Regions from separate parts of the Mus musculus genome. Here region 1 is linked to region 2. A link is a loop called in an ENCODE intact Hi-C map of the cell type or tissue named here. Cell type or tissue: left cerebral cortex. All regions are shown on one strand. Each heading gives the region's core, and the rest is flanking DNA. Links, peaks and the distances in the headings are about the cores only.

The links. Hi-C counts contacts between places; a loop is a spot of excess contacts. Peaks named below come from ENCODE experiments on the same cell type or tissue, not always from the same donor. Only the 100,000 strongest peaks of a DNase experiment are listed, where the experiment ranks them.
Region 1: it touches region 2 in a loop (2.9-fold over the local background); 3 of 42 quality-filtered maps call a loop at or near these places.

Annotation. Positions count from the first base shown.
Region 1 is chr15:94,584,922-94,593,258 of GRCm38, forward strand. Twf1 (twinfilin actin binding protein 1) reads right to left here and starts at 4,903. Exons shown (of 9, transcript NM_008971.4): 1 at 4,831-4,903; 2 at 3,307-3,384; 3 at 1,437-1,615; 4 at 527-622. The coding sequence starts at 4,855. In left cerebral cortex, for the core only: a CTCF peak has its summit at 4,885; a DNase peak (open chromatin) is centred at 4,985; H3K4me3 peaks cover 1,736 bases; H3K27ac peaks cover 916 bases.
Region 2 is chr15:94,658,154-94,666,490 of GRCm38, forward strand. All of the region lies in intron 2 of Tmem117 (transmembrane protein 117), which reads left to right. Among named protein-coding and RNA genes, the nearest start is that of Gm25546, 19 kb to the right of the region's middle. In left cerebral cortex, for the core only: a CTCF peak has its summit at 3,463 (motif pointing left); DNase peaks (open chromatin) are centred at 1,183 and 3,443.

The sequences.
Region 1 (8,337 bases), core at 274-8,273, 73 kb before region 2:
GGGAGGGAAATCACCCCCTCTACTGGCTAAAGCATGTCATCTTCTGACGCATTTGCCAGCTGGTTTAAGTAGTCTAACCATCTTAATTCATAAATAAATCATAAATGTATCAATGCAGCACACAAACTAAAGGATAAGTGCATCGCAATAGTGTTTATTCTCAACACCAAATAGAGACAAGCAAAGTTAATAGCACAAACTTGCAAATCTTGAGCTAGAACAATGCCCATCTCACGCTTATAGACCGGGACACTGAAACCCCTATCTATCTTCTTTCACCTTTCCCCTTTTGTTATTCTGAGATAGGGTCTCTCTGTGCAGCACTGGCTGTCCTGGAACTCAGTCTGTAGACCAGGCTGCTCCCACCCTCAGAGTGTGTTGCCTCCCTCCCTCCCTCCCACATGCTGTGATTACAACAGGTTTGGCTCACCACGCCAGGCTTCACCAGCTTTGGTTTATTTTTGTTTTGAAACATAAAAAAACACATATAAATGTAAGGTTTTTAAAATAAATATAAGTTTTGCACCTTTACTGTTCCAAACACTTCATCTTTAATGTGGCCACCTCCAAATTCTTTCTTCAGAGTCGCTCTTGTTGCCGCATACAGCATTTTCTGACGTACCTATGCAATTGTGAAGGTTTTAGATGTTAACAGTATTAATTTTATAAAATATACCATTATAAAAGCACGGATGTATTAAAATCTTCAGTACTTAAACAGATCAGGCTGACACTGACAGCTGTAAAATGGGTGTCTAAACCATTAATAACCGTTACGGTAGGTCTTAAATTATGTAGGATGCTTGTTTAAAATACAAAATAAGCTCCTGGCTTTACAAAGTACAAAACTGGCTGTTAGAATAAAGAATAGCCTAAAGTACTGTTTGAAACTACGAGGGGGATCAATACAAAGCAGCCTTTGCCGTGCTATTTGACTCAAAGCTACTGGGTAAGCATCACGTGTTCCTGGGCTCGGGATGGCGGATGCTGCTGGGGGAGCAACACTGGGATGGACATGTGCTCGATTAGTGAGGAGCCGGAGAAGCTCTCAGGGGTCACGATTAATTAGCACAAACGATTTCATAATTCCAAACAGGGAAATCTGCTATTTCTTCCAGACAGAATGAAAATCAGGTAATCTTTTCAGAATATCTAGATGGTATTAAAAAGTCAGCTTCTTATCATAAACCCCAGATTCTTTAAAATACCGAGCAACATTCACATCCAATTCCACCTTTTGCTGTATTTCCGTCTACTATCAGATGTTTGTGTGTTTGGGGGGAAAGATTATCCCTCTATGGGAAAAGACTGCCGCTTCTAACCCTTCCTTTAGCCTGAAAATACTTCATTAAAAAAAAATTCTTCCTAGCATTTAACGCCAAACAAACAAACAAACAAACAAACAAGCAAACCAAAACTACAAAAAAATTACTCACATGAGAATGATCTGGAGACCATGCAATGAATATCCATTCATATCCCTGGGCATTCTGAGAGTCTAACCTGAATAATACATAGCACGGCTGCTTGTCCTCCAGCAGGGGCAAGACAAAGGAGTCGTAGTCCTGTTCCCAGGAGTCTGAAGGTGGACTACAGGAGCCAACCACCAGTTGCTCTATGAAAGGAGAATTTGAAACAGATGAATGCAGTGTCGTATCGGACGCTAAACTAATGAAGACAAGAAGAGTGACGTAGGTCTCAACTCCTATAGTAACAGTGCAGTTAAATGTTCAAGTAGAGGTCAAGCAGAGTTCTATTTGTTAAAATGTTGAAAATGATCACATATAGAGATATAAAATTTTATACCATATATACAACTTCATTTATGACTCAAAACTGTAATTCTTGAAATTAATTATTAAATTATAAAGAACTACAAAGCAAGCTTCAGCTCCTACTAACAACACTACTCGGTTTAACTGTTGCCTGAACACAAACTACAACTGCGAGTCGCCACACGCTTCAAGTGCTGTCTTGTAGAACTATGTAAGATTATGAAGGGTGTTTTCCCAGGCAGCTGTCTGTCCCCACAGACAGACATGCACTTCAGCACGACACAGCAACAGGGCAAACCCACGACAGCTTCCACCTTCCCCGTAAGAGAACACGCCGTGGTACAGTCACATAAAAATACTGTTTGTGTTTTAAAGTCATCATATGCTAGCAACACAAATCCACCAGAAATCCCAGAAATAAAGATCAAGAATATAACAATATGCACTTTATATGAACTTAAAAACAGCATTATGTGCTAAAGATGATGGATTTTATATATGTGTGTGTGTGTGTCTCTATCTATCTTTCCAACTGTAGATGCTCCACGAAAAGAAAAGTACAGCTGTCAAAGCTGTCCTTCATTAGAGAGACAGTAACAGTTAACAAGGTCTGGAACAAACTATAAAGTACTAGGTCATTAAGTTAAGAGGTGGGTATTTATGTTTCCATTCTCTGAAACTTACTAGTTTAACAATTTTCTCAAGATTAAAAAAACAATTGGAAAATATTTAAGAAATAGAAATTTTCTTCCTAAAGTATGAATTAGATACATTTTATCTTTCCATTTTGCTTACTGACCGTCACAATTTTAGCTGCTTTGAAGTATATACATTTGTTCCTACAGACTTTAAGATTTCCTAAACTAGTTTCACAGTTAAATATATAAGCAGAAAATGGAAAACAAACTTAGTTTATTTCCAGTTTATGAAAAAAAACAAGTTATTTTTCCAAAACAAAATGTCTTAGGGTATTTGAGGCCAACAGAATATTTTCAGCACATTCATTTCAACATCGAGTTATTAACAGTTTCTTCAAATCCATCTCCTATCAGATATAGCCACTCAGCCAGTTTCCCTGTTCATAAAATTAACATTAAGGAGTCAATTTATAATTTGCCATTTTCTCAGAACGTTTGCAAACAAGAAAGGATCTCTGTATGATCCAATCAAGCAATAAACAAACAAGTATCTCAAATGTTTCTACTTCAAAACACAGCTCATTGAACAACTCACAAAATAATTAGTTTTGTTTTCAATAAATGCCCAGCTACTGATTTTCATTCTAGAAGCACTGACATTAGACATAGATTGTGCTGCAGAAAAACACACAACAGGTGAAGCCTCCACACCAGAAAGCACCTGCTGTCTCCGCAATGGCCGCCCCCAGTTTAAAAGGAAAACAGGCTGAAAGGCAAGCTCTGAACTTGCTTCATGCTGATTAATAGTTCAAATTACTCATAAGGCTTGGAAACCTGAAACTGTAACAGCTAACCCTCCAGGGGCACAGAGTATCTTAAAACTGTTAACTAACCATTTTCGATAGATATTTTCAGAAGTCTGTATTTCCCGTTTCTGGCTCGGGCAAAGATCTCTTTGACATCTTCGCTTGCTGTGGAAAATGATAAAGGGAAAAAGTGTTTAAACCTAGAAGTAGTTTAGTTTGTATTCACCTAAAGAAAACATAAATTAAAGAAACATGTGGAGCATACAGGCCCTTCTTATTGTTACTATAAAACAGAAGCATAAAATACCGGCCTTGGCGAGGAGCAAAAACTAAATACTAGCATTTAGAAGTACAGGAACTTCAACATTTTAGCCACAGAACTCAGTAGCAGAAGTAACACTAGGGTGAATGCTTTCAGTCAAACCCAGTAACAGACAAATTGCTCCATGTTTGAAAATGTTAACAAGTTGCTTCTAATAGTCCAATTTTAAGTTTGTGATGTGTGCTCCTTCATCAAATCATGTCCTGTATCTGTCCATCAAGAACAACAGGATCAAATCTCATATACTGATTAAAGAAAAAACCTGTAAAATACACTAGATCTTACATTTTTCTTGCATCTCTTTGTAAAAAGTTATAGAAGCCACCCAGGAAATAAACATTTAATAACCTATCCCTTGTGTAGTCATCATTGCTTCAAATTCGGTCTTGTGTTGTTGATTGCCAAGCAAGACTAATATTTATGTCTTGTTATATAAAAGGCTCAAACATTAAACAATAATTTTGATATATTTAAATGTCATAAGTAACACGGGGGAGATTAAGTGTTGTTAGATCGGAGACTATTTTTGCCTGCATGTGCACAGAATTAAGTGGTAGTGTCAAAAACCCTTAAAACACAAAACAAGTTATTAAGTGGTCACCCGGGGGAAAGGCTCGGTTAACTATTACGGGAAGTGCTCTAGTTTATATTAGAACTCGTTAAATAACCCCGGGATATATTATTTGATTCCGTAGGAGGTTGAGTACGTCCAAGTTGCCTATTTTCCAACCAGGAAATAATAAACGGCGAGTAAGATACACAAGTAAACTGCACATTCGACTGTCTCCACGGGGTTCATGAGGTGCAGCTACACAGATCAGACTTTGCAGCTGCCTGGGGTGCAAGCATCCAAAGATGGAAAAACACTCCCTACTCGGGATTTCTCCGGAAGGAAGGCACACCCGCGTTCTGAGAGAAAAATCCGGGGAGTTCGGGAGGCAGCCTACAGCGGTGGGAGCTGTTTGGTTTTCAAACGATCTGAGTGCTGGAGCAATCTCCTTTGGCGGGTCCCGAGGAAAAAGTCGCTCGGCTGGCCGGCGGCAGGAGCCCAGCCAGCTTCGGTCTTCCTGCTCTCGGCACGGGGGCCGGGATGCAGCGGGGTCGCCCGGGACATCCTCACATCCTCGGTTCTCTGGCAGCCACCACCGGCCTGTTACGTGGCGGCCGCCGGGGAGGGCCGCGAGGGACACAGTCGGGGCCGTCGCACCCAGAGCAGCTCCAATGCCGTGCGCGCCTCCAGCGTTCCGGCCCGCAGCCTCCCGGGAGCCCCTGCCCCGTGGCGCCGTTACCTTGGATGCCTGTCTGGTGGGACATGGCGGCGGCCCCAGGCTCCCGGCTCCGGCGCAGGGTGCGGTAGCGGCCCCGGCCGGCGGATCCAGGAAGTAGCGGCTCCGCCTGTGCGTCATCGGCCCGCGACTCTCAGCCCCGCCCCCAGCACCAGCCCCGCTCTCCAGCGCGACATAGACCCCGCCTAGGATCCCGCCCCCTGTTCTTTCACTGGCTACTTTCATTGTCGTCACAAGCCCCGCCCCTTAAGCCATTGGCCATGCCCTTTCCCGGCAATCACCCCCCCTTGCCCCCCCCCCCCCCCCCCCCGCTGCTGTTTCTGTCCAGGATGCACCTTCTGGCAGTGGGCTGTGTGTCTATCACACGCCGCAGCGACACACCTCATCAAAATGCTTTAGAGGGAAAAATGGCCATTTTCCGAAACAAACGCTTTCTACATGAAAGACATATCCTTTGCTGTAAAGAAAAGACCATTTTAAGGCGAAAGATAAAACAGTTAAACATTTGCAAAGCAAGATGGGGCTCAAGACCACTCCTGGCCCACTTTAAAATAAGAGACTGTAGAGTTCTCCATTATTTTCCCCGTGATTTGAATCTCAAGCTGTTCACTTTTCAATTGGTCACTATCACACAAAACCACTGTTCTCACCTCAAAAAAGAGAAAAAAAAGTCTATTCTGAAATCAAATATGTGCCCTATCAGGCGGGGAGGAGGCACTAATTCAGGTGACACCCCATCCCAAATATCATGTTTCAACTTGGTAACAGACTTATGAATTTTTTTTTTAGTACCAGAACAAAAGAAAATCACAAATCATCTTTAAAATATATTTGGTGGGGACATGGGGCTATACCCAAAGTGGCGAAATTTCTGCTACTGGTTCAGATATTATCTGAAGAGGGCATCTTTAACCTTTCAATGGGAGAAGCTAAGTGGTCTGTACATTTCCAAGGATGGACTCAGAAGTGGCTAGTAACTGGGATGGCCCAAGATAATTCAGCTTAGGACCTACACCACAGTCCTACACAATCAGGCACTTCTAATCAGCTAGGCAACCTTTTTGAGTCTTGAACAGGTTTGGGGTGGCTTTTTTTTTTTTCTGGAAATTTCAGCTCATAGCACTTTAAGAGACCTCATTGTCCTTTCTCTGGTTCCCCCAAAGAACTGAGTGTGAAACCACTGAGCCATTGAGCTGACCTGAATATCTCTCTGTGGTCAGCTCTACCCTTGGAAACCATTAACAGAGCTTTGCTTTAGGTTAGCCTTTGATTGCTTCAAGTCAAATGTGTGTTCGTAGTTACCTGGATGCAATACATTTGTATGGAAACAGCAGACAGGAGTTACCGTTCTTTCTCACTGTACACTTTTATCGGCATGCATTCCCCTGTGAAAGTTTATTCTATTGTTTATTTTTATGTATGTTTTCTAAGTAGAACTCTAGCTCTAGATTTTAAAGCCTTGGACTAATAAATATATTTATTTTTTTATATTCAAACTCGATTCAGGCAAATGACATAATGACAAGGTATGGAGTCCCTCTTCGAGTATAAAGCATTTTAAATAAGCCACTAAATAGGCCTGCAACTGCTTTTCTTTGTGGAGACCATAAGGGAAAAAAAAATGCTGTGTGCTGGTGCTTGTGATCTCAACTCGGTTCCTTTAACAGATCTTCACACCATGGATTAGCCCCATAAAATCTGGGTTTGGGGACTTCCTTGGGAGGTGTTCCATTCCAACACGGTCTTCCCAGCGGCGTAATGGTCCAGCCTGATTTACCAGTTTTAACTGAACTGTTGTTGCACAAGGGGAAAATTGTAGGGTTTGCTTGCAGGGTTTTTAGCTGATTCATGTCCTGTTGATTACAGAAGCTGACACTACTTAAAAAAAAATACTGATGACACTTAAAAATTTTTTTTTCCTATATCCATGCTTAGAAAGGACCATTGTGTGTTTAGCCTGAGAAGAAGAAAGCCCAATTAGGTTTGGTTCCTGCATGTCATCCCCCAGCAAGTCCTTGCCTTTTCTTTCTGCAGACTCGGTCGTTTATGTAAAATTTACAAGGGTCGGAGACCTCAACAGAGTCCTGATATCGCCTCCTCTTTATATGTTGTTGTTGTGTTACTGAGACAGGGTTTCTCAGCGTAGTCCTGGCTGACCTGGAGCTTGCTCTGTAGACCAGTCTGGCCCTGGAACTCACAGAGTTCCTTCTGTCTCTCTGTCTCCAGAGTGCTGGAATTAAAGCATGCACTACCCCCTGAGGCCTCTCATAGTATTTTTAATCCTAAGGAGAGACAATTGTGAGACTTCTCTTTCTTGAACCTCTTAGGCTTTTCAGCTTCTATTACCCTTCCCCATTCTCAAAAAAAAAAAAAAAAAAAAAAAAAAAAAATCCCACATTTGTTTTTTAATATCATGAAACATTGCAACATTAACAAGCACATTTACCAAATTATTTGGAGGCTCACAGTTGAGTCCAGTGACATCAGGCTAGACTGGGAACATTTGTTCTTCTCAGAACCTTACAAATGTGTCCGATGAGCCTGATTGCCTGCAGGACTGTTCAGGGAGAGTGGAGACGGAGAAGTGTTGACAAAAGGACACCCTCCTTGTGTGGAAAGGAGGAACAGATGCTCAAAAGCCTGCATTGCAACCTTGTGTGCAAGGAGAATCAGGAAGCCATAAACTCACAGTGAGTGCCTCTCTCCTACAAGAAGACAACTCTATGGTTGTCATTTCCCACTAATGGCCACTTTCCTTTCCTCCACTTTACATTTAAGCAAGGCTCAAAGGCAGAAAGCTTCCAGGCTCTCTTCTTTTTCCTTTCAGTGTCTGTGGGTCAGGTGAACGATGGAGAGTTAGCCATCTGTCCCCCAGACCTCCCCCCTCCTGAAGCTGCTTGTGGACATAACTGTGACTCAAAAACCATAGCTCTCCTTTTTCTTGTCTGTCTTGGCAATGGCTGAAATTTACAACTCGCATGCCCTGTTATTCTTCTCTCAAACTCTAATAAGATGTTCCTTGAACTTCCTTCTAAGTCTATTTCAAAACACTTTTACTGTTTAGACTGAAACATCCTTGGGAAGTAATTTAGTTGTAAAAAAGAATAAATTGCTTCTTTAAGCCGAGTTTCAAATTCCTAGGAAAAGGTGTGTGCAAAGGTGCCTGGGCCAGACTGCTGCTTTCCCCAGGCCACAAAAGCAGGAAGGCCATGAAAGCAGAGAGGGATCTCACCCTTGGAAGACAGACTTAGGATCTGGTATAGCTGGTAGTTAGAACTAAGCATTTAAAGTCACAAACCCAAATGTGTGCAGGTCTGCTCTATTTAAAAGAGGTATCTACTGTTCAGCTCTGGCTCACTGATGCCCCAGTGGGACTTCAGGCTCAGGATAACAGGTCTGGTTTCCAAATGTCAGAAATTAGACTTTCTTCAAAACACAAACAAACAAACCTCCACTTCAATTTTAAAAGCATAAAAAAGCAAAAGATCCATATGTATAATATATATGTAT
Region 2 (8,337 bases), core at 311-8,310:
GGGACAGAGTGAGGCCAGGTGACCAAAGCCCCTCTAGGGATGCAGGTAGGAATTGCACTTTACCAGTAATAAAAGAGCCTTTGGTATTCGATATGCAGTTGCTGAAGCAATAGGAGAGGCCCAAGGGAACCACCTAGCAAAAGCAAACCATACCAAATTGTCTTTGTCAAGGAACAAGGCAGTGTCACTCGTTTTGAGCAGCACGCAATAAACACAAGCTGTCCCAGATTATTTTTTATAAGTAATCTGCTTTTAAGAAATGAAATACATATGGTAGCTTGTAGCCTTGAGATTTGCTTAAACTTAGGACAGGAACTCAAGAGGTTTGTGTGTGTGTGTGTGTGTGTGTGTGTGTGCGCGCGCGAGCGTGTGTGTAATGGAGTTAGAGGCAAGCTGGATTTTACATAGATCCCCATGCTTGCCTGCCCAAGCCCTGGCTGCTTAGAATCCTGACCACAATGACCTGCTTCCTTTTAAGATACTGGAAGTCAGTCCCTTTGCTTAGCTCATGTGCTGTTGTTTGGCTTGTACATTTTTTTTTTTTTTAAATCTCCGTTACTTACTCGGGACCATTTGCAGTAGGATTTCTTCCCCAAATGCATCCTTCAATCTCTTTCTTATTTTCTGCCTCGACTGTAACATTGGTTGGCCTGCTCTGCCTGCTAAAAGTTCAAAGACTCCAATTTGGGCCTAGAACCCAGACATGTATGGTCAACAGTTTTCCACTGTGGCCTTGGCTGCAGCCTACTGTGGTGTGTCAGGCCCTGTGCTTGCTGGACCAGAGGGAATTCACTCTCCAAGTTACCCCACAGCGGGCCCCATTCTAGAGGAGCAAACACAGAGGTCCTCTTGTGAGAGAAGTCACCAGTGCGTGCAGCTTAACGGAGAGAGGCGCCCCCCAGGCCTCTTCCTCACTTTGCCTGCCATGTTTGGATTCTGGACCGTTCTGCATTGTATTTTAAGGAGCCCGACTCCTTCCTGTAGACTCTGTCTTGGCATGGTTTATACATGGGCTCGGTTTAATCCATCCCAGATTTATCCAACCCAGATGAGTGCTAATTAGTTTTTTCTGCATTTGAGGTAGCCTGCTCCTAGCCTCTCAGTGTTGTCATGAATAATTGAGAGCTGCTGGCTCACCGAGCCACCCTGCTACAGAAGCCACTGCCCAGCCCCCAGGAGGCTGGCTTCACTGCAGCCAGAATGACAGAGTTCCATCTGGCGAGCCCAGTGCCACATGAAGCTTAGTACGTGGGCATTAGGAAAGAAACCTGTGTGCATCGGGATGCACAGATGTGCCCTGTGTCAGAGTAAAAATCAAAGCTTCCTTCAAACCACTGGAGTCTGTCTGTAGCGTTTCTTCCAGAAAACCGGCTTCTCACTTATACTTCATTATACAGTGAAGTCCCAATGCCTCTCCTTATGTCTCCAAACTGAAGATCAAACAGTTGGCATGATTAAAGGCTGCCATAAATTACAAATTTGGAAGCTGCATCTTGTTTTTAAAAAATTGTGTGTATGTGTGCGTGTGCACCATAGCATGTATGTCGAGGCCAGAGGAATTTCGTGTGAATTCGTTCTCTCCTACCATGTGTGTCCCAGGGATCGGACTCCAGCTGTCTAGGTTGGCAGCAAGCATCCCAGTCAGCATGTCTTTTTAAAAATTAATTTTCAGCCCTTCCTGGATGGCATTCTCTTACTTGAACGGTATGTATAAAACCAGAGCTATCCTACAATTAGAAAACTAATAACTTTTTGTTTATAACTAGTTTGATTTTTTTTAATGTTTTGTTTTGTGTGCAAAAAGACTCAGTGCGCCTTAGCTCGGGAATCCAATGTCAAAGCTGTTTTGTGGGGTTGTGAGGTTTGCAGCTGTTTGGGGGTTGTAAGGAATTGCAAGTGTGTGCCACTCCTTCTGGGAGTACAGTCTTCACCCTTCCACCTCCTACCCCCAAAACATACACACAAAGACTTTGCTCAGAGTCAGTTAGTGAGGTGCCCTGAGCCCAGGTGCAGGATCCCTGGAGATTGGCCCATAAACTCAGAGACAGCCCTCCCTCCCCACCCCTAGCTTTCTGTCTTCCAGAGAGAGGGCTGGGTGAGGGAGGGAGGGAGGGAGAGAGGGAGGGAGGGAGGGCGGGCTGGGTGAGCAAGGGTTGGGGGAGAGGGGGAGGGAGGGAGGGAGGGACGGAGGGAGGGAGGGCGGGCTGGGTGTTGGTTCTGTGCTTTCTCACTGATGGCATTTTGCTTCTGCACAAACACATCTTGCAAAAGAAACACATCTTTCTTTTAAACTTGTGCCTTTGTTCCAAAACAAACACAAACAAACAAACAAACAAACAACCTCCAAAACCAAACCAAACCGAAACAAAAAAGCCCTGTCTACTTTAAAGACGGTATAGCTGAATAAGACAGCTACCCCTTTCAGTTTTAATAATTCTTTTGTATCAACAAGTGGCTCCTTTTATTTCTTTATATATAAGTTAAATGTTATAAAATGAGAATGGAGATCACCTTTTGTGTCTATTCGTCAGGAAAATCTATGTGAGTTGGTTCAGTGGAGAGGTGTGAGATCTGTAGTGTTGGTTAAACCGACCCTCTGCTGCTTGCTTACTGTATCATGTCCATGAGATATACTGCCCACTTTCCATAGGGGAGCTTGTAGGCTTTGTTCGGTTACACTTTCCTATTATGTATTTTGTGCTTGACAGTGTCAATAAGACAGCTGCAATTAAACAAGGCCAGGATTTATTTTATAGGCTGTTATTTAACTAAAAGATTAGAGAGGGAAGGGTGGTTATTTTCATATGCTCTGCACACAGAATGCGTTTGTCCGCTTGCCTGCTTTGCAAGCAGGGAAAGTCTGTTTACATTTTTTGTGGGTATGTTTTATGGGATCTAAGAGTACGGGCTGAATGTTTACTGTAGCAGTCAGATGTTGGGTTTGGTGTCGACCGACACGGGCTAGACTCTCCAGGTGTGCACTGTAGGATGAAGTGGCTGCCACACAGTCCTGCAGGTGTGAACTGTGCAGCAAAGTCACACAGGGAACCAGAGAACCTTTGCTGTTACATTGCTTGCAGGTAGAAATGTTAATATTTTGGACACGTTGGGCTAAATGCAGTATCAGTTGCTGTTAAGAACATAATGTATGATTGTTACAAACATTTAATTACATATTTGCATTGTGTCTCAGTCTCATGGCATGGCTATAAATAGCTATAAGCACTACAGTGTTTTTAGCCCCTTCGACCTTATTTATCAAATTACCTAATTGTATGCCTGGTTTTTCTCTTAAAGAGGCTTGCGCTTTCTGGAAACATTAATTGTTAATGTCTGACATTAAAATTTCCTTTAGAGCTACTTCAAAGGTTTGTTCATCTCTAAGAGGTTTCATTATAAAAAGTTGGTTTAAGTTCAGTATGTATGTGAAGGGGGCGTTCTTCCTAAGGGTGAGCGCCATCTTGTGGAATGTGACAACTATAGCAGTTTATTCTGTTTTTCTCGACTGACTGCGTAGTAGACATTTGGGGGTCCGGTGGAGAAAGAAAAAGAAAATCCCTTTTTCTTTGGGACAGAAAGTCTCTTCTCTGCCGTGTCTTCTCTTGGAACTGTCTCATCCCAGTTTTCGGATGAATCTCCTCCTGTAGAGATGTTAAAATGCCAGGTTTTCATTTGAATTTTTGTTTTCCTTTCAAAATTAAGGTTTAAAAAATATATTATAAAAATGAGGGTTCTACATTTCTGCAGTTTTCCTATGAGAAACTCAGGGGTTTAAATATTATTAATTCATACAAGTAATTTTCCTTAGATAACTGTGAACAGGTACTGTATAAAAAAAGTCATGTTACTTTTTTTTTTTCCCAAGGACTGATTTTAGAGCTAGTTATATTTTAAATGTATGTAATTCCAGCATTGGAGATGCTGCGACAGGAGGATTTCTGCAAGCGCAGGTTCAGCCTGGATTGCTTAGTGGGACCCTGTTTTAGCAGAAAACAACACAAACCGAAAGTAACAGTGTCATTTTGCAGACATGGCTTTTGAAAGGAGACATGGCCCGAAGGCTTCTGATTGTGGGTCTCTTGTTTCTTGTCCTTGTACAGTTATGTTATATGGACACACAAAGATTAATTACTCAATTCCTACCTCTTCAACACCCCATTTCCTATTCAGAGCTTGTCAAAATAACTACTGGACTACTGAGGTCTTAAAGTGGACAACAATAGGTCTCTCGTGATTTGGATTACTTCAGTCCAGATCAATAAAAGTATGATATCGAGGCGGCTCGCTAACAATTCCCCCAAAGCCTTTATCACCTTCCCAAGAGGAGGTCAGAGCAGTTGTGAGTACCTGTAAGGGATGGCTCAGCTGCTTATCTCTCAGGGTGTCCGACCTGGCCTCCCACTTCTAAAATTGTACCTGACTTGTGCCTCCGACCTTCTTTGAGTCCTCCCTAAAATTCAAGAGAGCATTCTGGCGGAAAATACAACACAAATATCAGGGTTTGATGAAAGACTAGAAAAACGAAGGCACTGGACAGCCAGCCCCGCCCTCAGGGAGGGAACAGTGTCCGAGTCAGGCCATAGCAAAAGGAGCCCTTTCTTCCCCAAGCAGGAAAGGACTGAAATAAGTGTTTCATTCTTAGGAAAACATCATCAACTGCTTAATAATTAAAGTATACTCATAAGCGTCTCTGTGGTGACAGACTGTTAGAGCGCTGTGTTTAATATTGCATTTACTGCTCTCGTTGTTTATTAAATAAATTCCTTGATGAGGTGAAAAAAAAATCTCTTTATTCTTTCTCCAATTCATCTTTTAGATCTACGGTATTTGTTTTTGCTCATGGTTGTTTGGTTCTTGTTGGCATCAGCAGAAGTCTGTTTTCTGTGGCGTTCAGTCCAATAAGAACTTTTGTGGAGAGGGTCTCCATTCAGTATTGTGACCAAAGGTGACAGCTGCCTTCGGCTTGTGTAGGGAGCTCAGGGGATCTTCCAGACAGCCGTCTGCGCCAGATCTCATTCCTGCTGGTTTTGTTTTCCCACTTGAGGAACAAAGCAGGGAACTGGAAAACCCCCGTGGATTAGCAGCAAGCACAGTCCCTGGAGAGCAGGGACCCACCTGTCCTCCTGAGCTGTAAACAATCAGCTTTGTGTGTGGGTCCTAGTCCAGGCAGGTACTGGGTACTAGAGCACAAGTTAACTCTGCCCCATGTCAACATGAGGGCTTCAGGGACAACAGGCTGTGGGTCCCCTCCGCACTGTGCTCTGGCACCATAGAGATGTAGAGCCCTAGTCTACTCTAGCGAGGGGTTGGGTTGAGTGGATGTACCCGCTGTCGTTCTTCCTTGAACCAGGAAGCAGCATCGTTGCTTGGGCAGCACTAGACTCCAGTCGTTCAGAGGTTTCCTGGGAGGGAATGCTAGTTGACATCCTGCTCATAGTCCCTGGAGAGTGATGGTTTTAATGCACCCGAGGGATGGGGAGGAAGGTTTTCTGTCTCCACCATTTCCCAGGAAACTGATTGAAACAGAGCGGTGCGGCTTGTTGAGATAATATCATGAAAAATTCAAAGGTCGGAAGACAACTGAGTGGCAATCACAGGGTTTTGCACAATGAGGCTTTCGAGAGGCTCAGCTACAGGTTTGGCGTGCTTGGTGACGTGTCTTTCGGCCTTGGAAACATAGCTAGCATCTCAGAGAAGGGACCCCTGCTTTGGAGTGACAGGAACATGACTGGAAAAGCATCAGCTTGCTGGGCTCACTGCCGAGGCCCTGAGGTAGAAGGGTTGGCATGTGTTCTAATCCCCACTTAGGCTCAGGCTGAGGGCCGGGTGTCCCCCAAACCCAGGAAAGACTGAGGCTACTTGAGGCTGCAATGGAGACAGGGTGTGAAGCCAAGGCGTGCAGCTGTGAGACTGTTGGAGCTGAGCTCTTGTGCTGGGCAGAGCTTCCCTTCAGCTGTCCCGTGAAGACCAAGGTCTCCAACCCAGTTCCATATGGTTTGCATCACTGGCAAGTCAAGAATGGTTTCTCTTTGGGCAAGTCTATGAAAAGGTACCACGGTGTACAAGGCCCCAAAGGTGGAAAATTGAAGTTCAAGTATTGGTTCTGTCCCTGGCTAGATGTGTCACCCTGGAATATTTTCTTCCTCTGAGAGTTGTCAACTGCACATCTGCAAGAAAGCCATCAGACCTGCATTACAGAGCTGTGTGGAAGACTAAGTGAAATGTTAAATGTAATAAGTCCCACATTGTACTTGAGGTGCTGCAACTACCCAGGAAATAGTTGCGTTCCTATTCGGTGTCTGATGCCATATAAAGACTAGTACCTGCTTATACCAGATAATTGTTTGCTAATTTGTTCTGAGACATGGCCCCATGTGGTCCAGGCCGGAACTGGCTGTGTACCTGAGGTGACTTCTGCCTTCTGATTCTTTTGTCTCCATCTCTAAGTGCTGTGATTTAGATGTGTGCCACCTTACCTGGCTCGTGCAGTGCAGGGGACTGAACTCAGGACTTTGTGTTAGAAGAGTACTTCCCAACTGAACTACATTTCCAGGATATATTTTACTGATTTTTATGGTGCTGAGGTTCAAAACCAGTGCCTCGTATATGTTGAGCCTTATCACTGAGCCACACCCTCTGGTGTGTAGCTGCCCGAGCTCCATTATCAGGGCTCTGCCCCATGAGAACAGATGCAGATCTATGATAAAGGAAGGCAGCATTAAACTGATGGCCCAGTGACCAAACCCCATTGATACGTCTGAAGCCCCGACTACGTGCATGCTACCTTTGTAAATCATTACAGAACTATAATGGGGTGTGTGCTGTTTAGTAGTGAAGAGACAGGGTCAAAGAGATGAGGTAGCTCATGGCCATCTAAGTTCTGGACTAAGGCAGGACTGACATAGATTCGTTTGAAATCAGTTTATGTTTTTCCACTTTCACACACTACATTTTAAAAAAATTTTATTTATTTAATGTTTGAGTGCTCTGCTGCATATATATCCACCTGCCCAAAGAGGGCGTCAGATTTCCCTATAGATGGTTATGAGCCACCATGTGGTTGCTGGGAACTGAATCCAGGACCTCTGGAAGAGCAGCCGGTACTCTTAACCGCTGAGCCATCTCACCAGTCCCCCAGTGTGTTTGTTTTTTTAAAAGAGAGATTTATTTTTGCACGTGTATGTGTGTGTCATGTGCATGTAGTTTCTGTTTGTGTTCTCATACATGTGTAGGTCAGAGATTGACACTGTGGGGGAGGGTCTTCATCCATTGTTCTTTAAGTCAACTGAGGCTTGATCTCTCAATGCAATGGATGGTGTCTCAATTGAACCCAGAGTTTGCTCATGGCTAGTTCAGCCATCCAGCTTGCTCTGGGGATCCATGTGACACCCCTCCCCCATCCCCCCCCAAGTCTCTGTCTTCTGGGAGGCCGGTGGGGATAAAGGGCACTTGCTGCATATGCTTTTATGTGGGGTTTGAGGATACAAATTTGCAACCTCATGCTTGCATGTCAAGTGCTTTACCCACTGAGCCATCCTCCAGCCATCAAGGAGAGAGGTGATGAGGGAAGACTGTAATCGTCATTTCAAAACACACTGGGTCCATGAGTCCACTTACATCTTCATAGAACAACGTGTGGTTCTTTCGCCTTTCTTGTAGGTTGGGTTTGCCGGTGTCCTAGTTAATTTCCTCCTTGCTGTGACAAAGCACCTGGTAGAAGGAAAGACTGGCTCACAGTTTTAGAACGGACACAGTCCATCATGATGGGAAGACGCGGCAGGCGATAGGAGTGTGAGGAAGCTGGCCATACTTTGTGTGCAGTCAGGAAGCAGAGAGAAGGGGAAGTGGGGCTACTCCTAGTATTTGAAGACTTACTCCTAGTGATAGATACACTTCTTCCAGTGAAGCTCCACGGCCTCCCGGGACAGCGCCATAAGCAAAAGAACAAGTAGTCAAACACGCCAGTCCAGCTCAGTGGCTCTCAGCCTTCCGGATGCTGCGACCCTTTCACACAGTCCCTCATGCTGTGGTGACCCACAACCACACAATTATTTTTGTTGCTACTTCATATCTGTAATTTTGCTAACTGTTATAGTAAAGTGTAAATATCCAGTATTCAGATGGCCTCAGACAACCCCTGTGAGGGTGTCATTTGACACCCTCTCCAAGGGGTTGTGACCCATACATTGAGAACCACTGGTCTAGAGGGAAGCATTTCTCAACCTGAGAAAAACAGGAAGTTTGGGAGAGTGGTCTTGGGAAAGGAAAAAGGAAAAGCAGGTTGAAAATGGGGGAGAGGCCAGGTTACAGGACAGTTCCATCCTACCCTGGGACTCT